2 separate regions of the Homo sapiens genome follow, and region 1 is linked to region 2. A link is an interaction called in ENCODE POLR2A ChIA-PET data of the cell type or tissue named here. Cell type or tissue: K562. All regions are shown on one strand. Each heading gives the region's core, and the rest is flanking DNA. Links, peaks and the distances in the headings are about the cores only.

The links. ChIA-PET counts read pairs that join two places held together with the same protein. Peaks named below come from ENCODE experiments on the same cell type or tissue, not always from the same donor. Only the 100,000 strongest peaks of a DNase experiment are listed, where the experiment ranks them.
Region 1: POLR2A ChIA-PET joins it to region 2 with 5 read pairs; 4 of 35 experiments call an interaction of 5 or more read pairs at or near these places.

Annotation. Positions count from the first base shown.
Region 1 is chr4:6,958,659-6,963,466 of GRCh38, forward strand. The region is part of intron 2 of TBC1D14 (TBC1 domain family member 14); the gene reads left to right. Among named protein-coding and RNA genes, the nearest start is that of TBC1D14, 51 kb to the left of the region's middle. RefSeq lists an enhancer at 700-1,200. In K562, for the core only: no CTCF peak of the experiment used is centred there; no DNase peak of the experiment used is centred there.
Region 2 is chr4:6,838,291-6,842,290 of GRCh38, forward strand. KIAA0232 reads left to right here. Exons shown (of 10, transcript NM_014743.3): 4 at 3,777-3,914. Among named protein-coding and RNA genes, the nearest start is that of KIAA0232, 58 kb to the left of the region's middle. In K562, for the core only: no CTCF peak of the experiment used is centred there; a DNase peak (open chromatin) is centred at 2,081.

The DNA of each region.
Region 1 (4,808 bases), core at 809-4,808, 120 kb after region 2:
TCCTGGCCTCAAGCGATCCACCCACCTTGGCCTACCAAAGTGCTGGGATTATAGGTGTGAGCCACTGGGCCTGGCTTGAACAGTCTTCTTAATGCCCTTCCCTGGAATGCTCTCACTCTTCAATCTTCTTTCTCTCACCCTCGAAAGCCGGACACTCCTCTTGGTTCTCAAGGTGTCCGTACCCCTGTCTCATTGGCCAGTTTATTGGTCAGCTTCTTGAGGATGGTAGCATTTTTTTTTTTTGAGACGGAGTCTCGCTCTGTCGCCCAGGCTGGAGTGCAGTGGTGGGATCTCGGCTCACTGCAAGCTCCGCCTCCCGGGTTCACGCCATTCTCCTGCCTCAGCCTCCCAAGTAGCTGGGACTACAGGCGCCTGCCACTACGCCCGGCTAATATTTTTTGTATTTTTAGTAGAGGCGGGGTTTCACCGTTTTAGCCGGGATGGTCTGCATCTCCTGACCTTGTGATCCGCCCGCCTCGGCCTCCCAAAGTGCTGGGATTACAGGCGTGAGCCACCGCGCCCGGCCGAGGATGGTAGCATTATTAACTCACCTGTTTGTTTTATAGTTTGAGCCTTGGAGACGATAGGTGCTCACTTAAGAGTGTGTGTCACTGAATGGAATATGCAGGGTGCCAGGCCCTGCAGCAGGTGCTGGGTGCTTTCCTGGCTTTCTTTTTATCATATTTAATCCTGAGAGGTAGAAATGAGGCTCAGAAGCAGTGCCTGCCAAGAGATAAAGTCAAGGGCAGACACAGCTCTGCCTGCTTCTCTGAAGCCCTTGGTCTCTGCTGGGCCTTCCCCCGGGCTGGTGTGAAGGCTGTGGTCCTCCTGCAGGCTCACAGCCGGCTGCTGCTGTTTCCAGCAGGGCCCCCGCCTCTGGGAAGCACAGTGTGGGCAGGGGTTCGTGCAGAGCTGCTGAGTGAGTGGGAACAAGGGGGGATCACAGGCTCAGCGCTCCATGCAGCCCCTTCTCTGGAACCCTCTCAGGATCCATTTTTGAGGCATAGTAGGCATGACGATTGTACTTAGACTGTGGAATAAACATTTTTATGTCTCTTCCAAAGGCCTTGTTTTTTGGTACCAGCAGCGCATCACTGAATACTTGCATTTCTTCTTTGGCCTTTTGCTTGCTGTCACTTCCTACCTAATGCAACAGGAGTGGCCCGATCTTGCCAAGTTGTGTTGCTAGGAGTGCAGAAAAATCCTGTACTTTTTTGGGGTGTGATGAAGTCTTACTGATTTGAAGGATGAGGTGGGAGTGGTACAAAGCATTTCATTTTCTAATGGCAGAAATGCCTAGTTTTGCAGTGGCTTTTAAATTTTTTATGAACTTTTTTCCATCAGCAACACGTTTGCATGGCTCAGAAATCAAAAATTACAAGACAGTATATGGGTGAAAAGTTGGCTTTCTACCCTGTGCCCCTTTTTTTTTTTTTTTTTTGACACAGAGTCTGGCTCTGTCACCCAGGCTGGAGTGCAATGGTGCGATCTCAGCTCACTGCAACCTCCGCCTCCGGGGCTCAAGTGATCTTCCCACCTTAGTCTACCAAGTAGCTGGGACTACAGATGCACATCACCATGCCTGGCTATTTTTTTTTTTTTTTTGTATTTTTTGTAGAGACAAGGTTTTGCCATGTTTCCCAGGCTGATCTCAAACTCCTGAGCTCAAGTGATCCGCCCACCCCTGCCTCCCAACATGCTGGGATAACAGATGTGAGCAACCATGCCTGGCCTACCCCGTGCCTTTTGCTACCCAATATCCTGCTCCAGAAGCAATGAATATAAGCAGTTTTTGTGTTCTTCCAGAGAGTCTGTGGCTGTACAGGCAAATGCAGATGCAGGTGTTACATGGCATGCCTTGTATGATTATGTACCTTGCTTTTTTCCCTTCAAAAAAATGCCTGTTGGCCTCCTGAAAGCTGCCTGTGAGTGTATCAGGAACTCTTGGGTTGTTTCCAGACTTTATCTGACATTAAAAAATAATAATATGTTTTATGTCAGCCAGCATCTTTCAGCATGATGAGCTGCACCTTTGGCGTGTCCAGTGGCTCCTGTATGGGACCGCACAGGCCCCAACCTGTTGTCAGAAGGTGAGGGGTGTTGGAGCCTCCAGGCGGTTTGCTGTTTTCAGCCCCCGCTGCGTCTCTTCAGATGTTGCCCTTCCAGCCTAATCGGGTGCACTGCACAGGCCTGTGAAAGACCCTGGTAACAGTGCGGAGGAGGCCGAGAGAGGCCAGAATCGGTGTCCAACGCGTACCTGACTACTCTTGTTGGGAATGGGGCTTCTGAAGGTCCTTTTGTCCCAGTTAAATGTGTGAGCCGTGGACCTCGCTCCTAATTATTAGGACACCGTGTCCTGGGGTCTGGCACTCGACACTGGACCTGGGAGCTCTGCCTTCACAGAAAAATGGACACGCCATTATTCTTAACATTACTTTGTTGGTGTCCCCTGTCTTTTCCCCATTACTTTGCAAGTCATTGGAGAAACGCCCCAGGGAAGCACTGGGCCCTTTTCCCTGTGCAAAAGTGCTTCTGCCTCTCTCTGGCTTACAGGTAGGCTCTTCACATGGCCGGGTGTGGCCTGATCCCTGACGGCCCCCAGCGTGTTTCCCAGGCTCTGCCATATGGCTTTAAAATGACACTGAGCAGCCTGTGTGGACAAATCCTGATGGGGCCAGCACCTTTCAGGGCACCCTTTGATGGGCACTCCCCATTCTTGTCAACTGTGACCCCCCAAATCTCTCTGTGCCATGGGGGAGCTGAGCTGGCCCTGCTGAGGAGTTGAGTAGGGAAGAATTTCTCTGCAGTGCCCAGTCCACGAGGAGCTGAGCCTGGTGGTGGGGCTGTGTGTGCATGGCCAGGCTGAACCCCCTCATTTAATCCTGAGTCTCCTCTCGGGGGCACTTAATGGGCAGAGGGAGCAGCCTGTGTGGTAGGCCTGAGGTAGGTGATTGGAGCCACGACGCCATTGCCACAAAAACAGGTGCAAGTCCTTGGCAGGATTTGTGGCAGGGCTGGCGTGGTCCACTTGTGCTTACAGAAGATGGCCCTGGTAGAGAGCGTTGCTGGGGTCTGGGGCTTGGTGTGGAGCTGTACCTGCGGGGTGCCTGAAGGAGGGGCAAGGCAGGCACACCTGGGGCGCGACTGGCATCTGTCTGCAGGGTGTATGCAGCCGAAAAAAGGCAGGAGGACAAGGAGGCTGGACAGTGGGGAGTCCTGGTGTTAACCTGGAAGACCAGAGGGTTTAGAGCACATACGACTCCTGTTTCTGTTGTTCAGTGTCTGAATGAATGCGGCCGAGGGCTGTTGAGAAAGCGTCTCGCTCTGGCCTCCTGACTGCAGAGGTGTGTCTGAGCCAAGGCTGATCGATGGGGCTTTTGACACGAGACATCAGCCTTTTAGAAAGAAGAAATGGTTCTCCTCTCATCTTTGCGGACGTTGTCAGGTCTCCTCTCCCACCTGCTGCAGAAGGAGGGATCTGAGTGGGCACCTGGACGAAGGGGCTAGGTAGGAGGTGAGATATGCCAGCACCTAGGCGCTGTGCAGGTATGGATGGTGGCGGGAGAGGCACCACAGCTATGCGCTGGCATGTGTGCATATCGGGGTAGTGGGGCAGGACTCATGAGCTAGAGTCCTGGGCTCTCAGGGAACCCCGCTGCGACGGTGCGGGTGGCACTGACCATGTGTGGGTTGGAGGCAGGGCACCTACAGATATCGATTGTTTACTTGCCGTGCCCTTGATGGTGGGGTTGCGGCAGCTGCAGGTGAGTCTCACCAGGGTTAATGAGTGCTCTGTGTCTGCACAGCAGCTGAGACAGCTTGGAGGCCAACAGCTGCTTGTCCTTAATGCTGCTAGTAGAGTGAGTGCTTTTTCTCCATAGGACAAAGGAGTTTCTTCTTCCCACTGAAGGGCCCTTTGTTGGGGATGCAAAACAAAAGGAGTCCAGCATTCTCTGGGGCAGGGTTGGTAAATGGCCCTCACCCCCTACTGGCCACCCCCCAGCTCTCAGCCTGCTCCAGGGAGGTTGTGGTGGTCTGCCACTCCTTGCCTGCTCTCTCCCAGCCCCCCACTGCCCATTACCCCTTCTTTTCAGAGGGACTCCTTCCTGCTGAGAGGTTACCTCTGTTGAGTTCTCAGTCTCGGGCCTTGATTCGTCTGGGTTGCACTCCCGTTACCTGACCCCTGTGCCTTGCATGTCAGTCCTGCCTCCTCATCGCCCTATACTTGCCTCCCCTGCACACACACACACACGGTGGCTGCTCCATTTGCCAGCAGACGTGTGTAGAACCTACTGCATGCTGGGTAGATCCTGGGGATGCAGAGGTGACTCTACCCTGCCCTCTGGGAGACCCCACCGAAGGTGAAGGCATGTGGAGAGGAGAGGGTATGGATCCATCACATAGGTACAGAATGGAGGGAATGCCCTGTGCCCTGGAAACAGAAGCAGGGGAGCCCAGGCCCGGCAGCTGGTCCGGGAGGGCTCTGCAGAATGCCCCGAGGGCAAGTGCGAGGACTTCCCATGTCGGGGGTGGGACAGGTGCATTTGAAATAGTGAAAAGAGGAAGCTTGGAGCCAGCAGCCCCTCTGTTCTGTCTCCTGTGAGTGTCAGAGATGGTGGCTATGGCCATTGTGTGCTCAGCATCTGAAGGTCAAAGGGTGGGCTGACTCACCGGGCCACACAGCCCATGAAGCAGCAGCTGAGGGACTGCTGGACTCCGGAGCAGCAGCACCAGTGTGGTCTCCCTGTCGGGCAGACAGCACAGATGTTGAAGGGACAGAGCAGATGGGCTCTGCAGTGCCCAGGCTC
Region 2 (4,000 bases), core at 1-4,000:
CAATTCTCCCACCTCAGCCTTCCAAGTAGCTGGGACTGCAGGTGGACACCACCATGCCCGGCTAATTTTTGTATTTTTCTTGGAGACAGAGTTTCACAATGTTGGCCAGGCTGTTCTCAAACTCCTGGGCTCAAGTGATCTGCCCACCTCTGCCTCCCAAATTGCTAGGATTATAGGTATGAGCCACCATATGCCCCACCTAAAGATAGCTTTTGACAGATGAGGCTTCTGAGGTTACTGGGAGTATTCTAGGTCTGACTGTTACCTGATAGATATATTATTATTCTTAAAACTGTACATTTACATTGTATATACTCTGCTATGTGGGATAAATTCCACATTTAAAATAAATCTGTTAAGATATATGCCAACTGTTGACAGTAGTTACCTGTGAGGATTGATGTTGGGGTGGAACTGACTTGTACTTTCAAAGCAGCTTTTTTTTTTTTTTTTTTTTTTGAGACAAAGTCCATTTCAAAATTGTTATAAAGGTTGCTTGAAGCTAATACATGTTTTTGGTAGTTTATGAATTGATACGTTTAAAATAAATAAAGCTGGCCAGGTGAGGTGGCTCACGCCTGTAATCCTAGCACTCTGGGAGGCCGAGGCGGGCAGATCACTTGAGGCCAGGAGTTCAAGACCAGCCCAGCCAACATGGCAAAACCCCATCTCCACTAAAAATACAGAAATTAGCCAGGTGTGGTGGCGCATGCCTGCAATCCCAGCTACTCAGGCTAAGGCACGAGAATCTCTTGAACCCAGGAGGCAGAGGTTGCAATGAGCCAAGATCACGCCACTACACTCCAGCCTGGGTTACAGAGCAAGACTCTGTCTCAGAAATAAAATAAATAAAGCTAAGGATTCTTCCTTTCAAGCTTCTAGGAATGACATTGATTAATAAGATTAATTTTAGCTCTTATATGAAAATTGATTAAATTTTTTCCCATCACCGTCAGGTTTAGATTTTGCATTAGCACTTACGTTAGGCAGAAGAAAATATATAAAATTTTACATATAAGGAATATGAAAATAATTTCAGAGTGAGAGTTGGTGCTAATGATGGGTACACAAATTCCTATACTTCCCAAGACACCATTAACACTTTTTGTGTGTGTAAAATGTTCTCATGGAATAGAGAAGTTTTAAATATAAATATCCCATGTTTTAAAACTGACATTTCTGCTTTTATGTGCAAATGTGAATGCATCAATACAGAGAAAACTAGGGATGGTCCCTGAGTGACAACTGCCAGTTTAGGAATCACCTTGAAGGAAGAATAAAGGAATAGTGTGTATAAAGGAATAGTGTGTACAAAGACACAGAAATAGGAGGGGCCTGATGCTGTAAGGTCAGAAAAGAGTATGCTGAGGAGGGGGTAGTCGAAGGTCAGAGTGGGGCAGGCCCGCAGGAAACAGACCCTGAAGAGACTGATGTGCTGTGTGAGGGCATTTCTAGTTATGTCCTAGAGACAAAAGACCTGTAGATCGAGTTTAGCCAGCAGGACTTAATGGCATGGCAGTGGGCAGACAGGTAGGTCAGTGAGGAGGTCATCACTGTGGGCTGAAGACCTAGTAGGAAAAACAGGAATATAGTTAACCTGAAATTATGCTTGTTTGATTGGAGCGGCTCATTTTTTAGGGGCAAATAGGGGTTATTTTGAGCAATATATCAGTGGATTTATTACTGAATGCTCTCCTCAGAATCTGACTGTATCTCATTCACAAGCAACCCAAAGTTTGGCCTAAATTGGCTTACGGGGGAAAAAAGACTCAAATAACTAAAAGTCCAGAAGTTGGGCTGGCCCCTGTTAGGTTTGATTCAGAGCTTCCCAGTGTCATTCAGGCTTCTGCTCTGCCTCTCTGCCTACCTCTTTTTGTCAGCTTGGTTTTGCAGCCAGCTCCTTGTAGGGTAAAGGGTGGTGACAATGAGCATGCTTCTGGGATCATATTCTCACACACTGTCCAGAGGTCATGTTCCCCGCATTCCCAGCAAGGACCATGAAATGTGCATTTCTGATTGGCCACGTGCCTCTCTCTGAGCCAATCTTTGTGGCCAAAGGGATGATGGGGGTAGTGTTAATCCCATGCAGACACATTGTGGTTTTGGTCATTTAGGCACTGTGAGGCAGGGGCGTATGCTCAGCAGCTAGCCTCCAGTGACTGCTGGTGTATTTCCAAGTGGCGTGTGCTTTTTCTCCCCCAGTTCCCAATCTCCCTTTTGATAAAGACAGCATGGAAAAGTCAATCAGAACTCTAGCCTTACGTGACCTCCCTGTAGTGTCTAGAAAAGTACCTGATAATAGACTCTCATGCTGGGGAGTTCCTTAGTTGTATCTGCTTTTGGTACTTGATAATTATGTTGTTTCTTTAAGATTAGGACTGAGTAACTATTTGACAAATGTCTAATATTTTATGTTTATGTATAAGCAGACTTTTTTTTTTTTTTTGAGACACTCCTAACCTCGTGATCCACCCACCTCTGCCTCCCAAAGTGCTGGGATTACAGACATGAGCCATCGCCCCCAGTCATAAGCAGACTTTTAATAGTACAGGATAGGAGACTAAAAGGATAACAATAAGTGAGATAGAAATATCTTGGTTCTTTTTATACTCATTTCTTTAAGCTGTGATTAACAATTCAATGCTGTTAAATTTTGGTTAAGTTATGGTACATTAACGTAGTACATTAAGCCTTAAAAAAACAGCATGAGGGACCTCTCAAATACAAGTATAAAGAACAGAATGCAAACAAGTGTGTGTGATATATACTGTTGTTTATGTAGCTTTTGCTACAGATGTGATGTTTCTTAATTCAACCTAAATAATGTGATAAAGTCACTCTAACATTATTTGAATCATAAATAATGTCAGGCTGCTTCATACATTTTTTGTTCTGTCAAAAGTTAAAACAAGAAGTGAAATCTCCATCCCCACACAAATTTATCATGGGTAAGTTGTCCAGGCTCAAACTGCTCTTCCAGCAGCATTTTTCATACTGGATACGCAGTGCAAAGGAAATTTCTTTATCTCAAAATCTATTTGCCTACTTAAGTTAGCAAGGCGCTTTCATTAACTTTCATTCCTTAGTATTAATCTACAATATACTGACATGCTAGAAGGCAAATATCAAGATACAAATTTAACAGAATTCTATAAATGCCTTCTAACCAAATATGTTCAGTTAAACTCATGCTTGTGGATTAATACCAGCATTTGGCAATTTCTATTTGTGTGAAGACATTTTCAAAGATGAAATACATAAACTTTTTTTATAAATCAGCATTAAGAGGGCAGTTAGGTAAGGAAAAGACATACAGATTGAAAAGGAAGAAGTAAGACTCTAGTCACATATGACATGATCTTGTTTAGAATATAGAGAAAATCCTAAGGAATGAAATTAAGAAAAAACTCCATTTGCAATAGTATAAAAAAGAATATGCTTAAGAAAAAATTTGACAAAAGTGCAAGACTTGTGCACCAAAAACTATAAAGCATCTTTGAAAGAAATCAAAGAAGACCTAAATAAATAGAAAACATCCCATGTTTGTGATCAGAAAACAATACTATTAAGATGGCAGTACACCCCAAGTTGTTTTATAGAATCAAGATAATCCGTCTTGGAATGCCAGCTCCCTTCGTCGCAGAAATAGACAAGCCGATCCTAAAACTCGTATGGAAATGCAAGGGGCCTTTTTGTGACTGAGTGTGTGTGGTAGGTGGAACATAGTAGTGTCCAAGTTAGCCCTGGTCATTTAACCTGGTGCAATTTCATTGCAGGAGAATGACATCTTCCTGGGCTGGGAAAAAGGAGCTTATAAGAAATGGGGAAAGAGTAAGAAAAAATGTTCAGATCTAACTCTAGAAGAAATGAAAAAACAGGCTGCTGTCCAGTGTCTTCGATCTGCTTCTGATGAAGTAAGTTTACATTTTGTTTCTAACACTTAAGAGAATAAAAGAAGGGGTGATTTAAGTTTACAAATATGACAACTTGACCTCCAAAA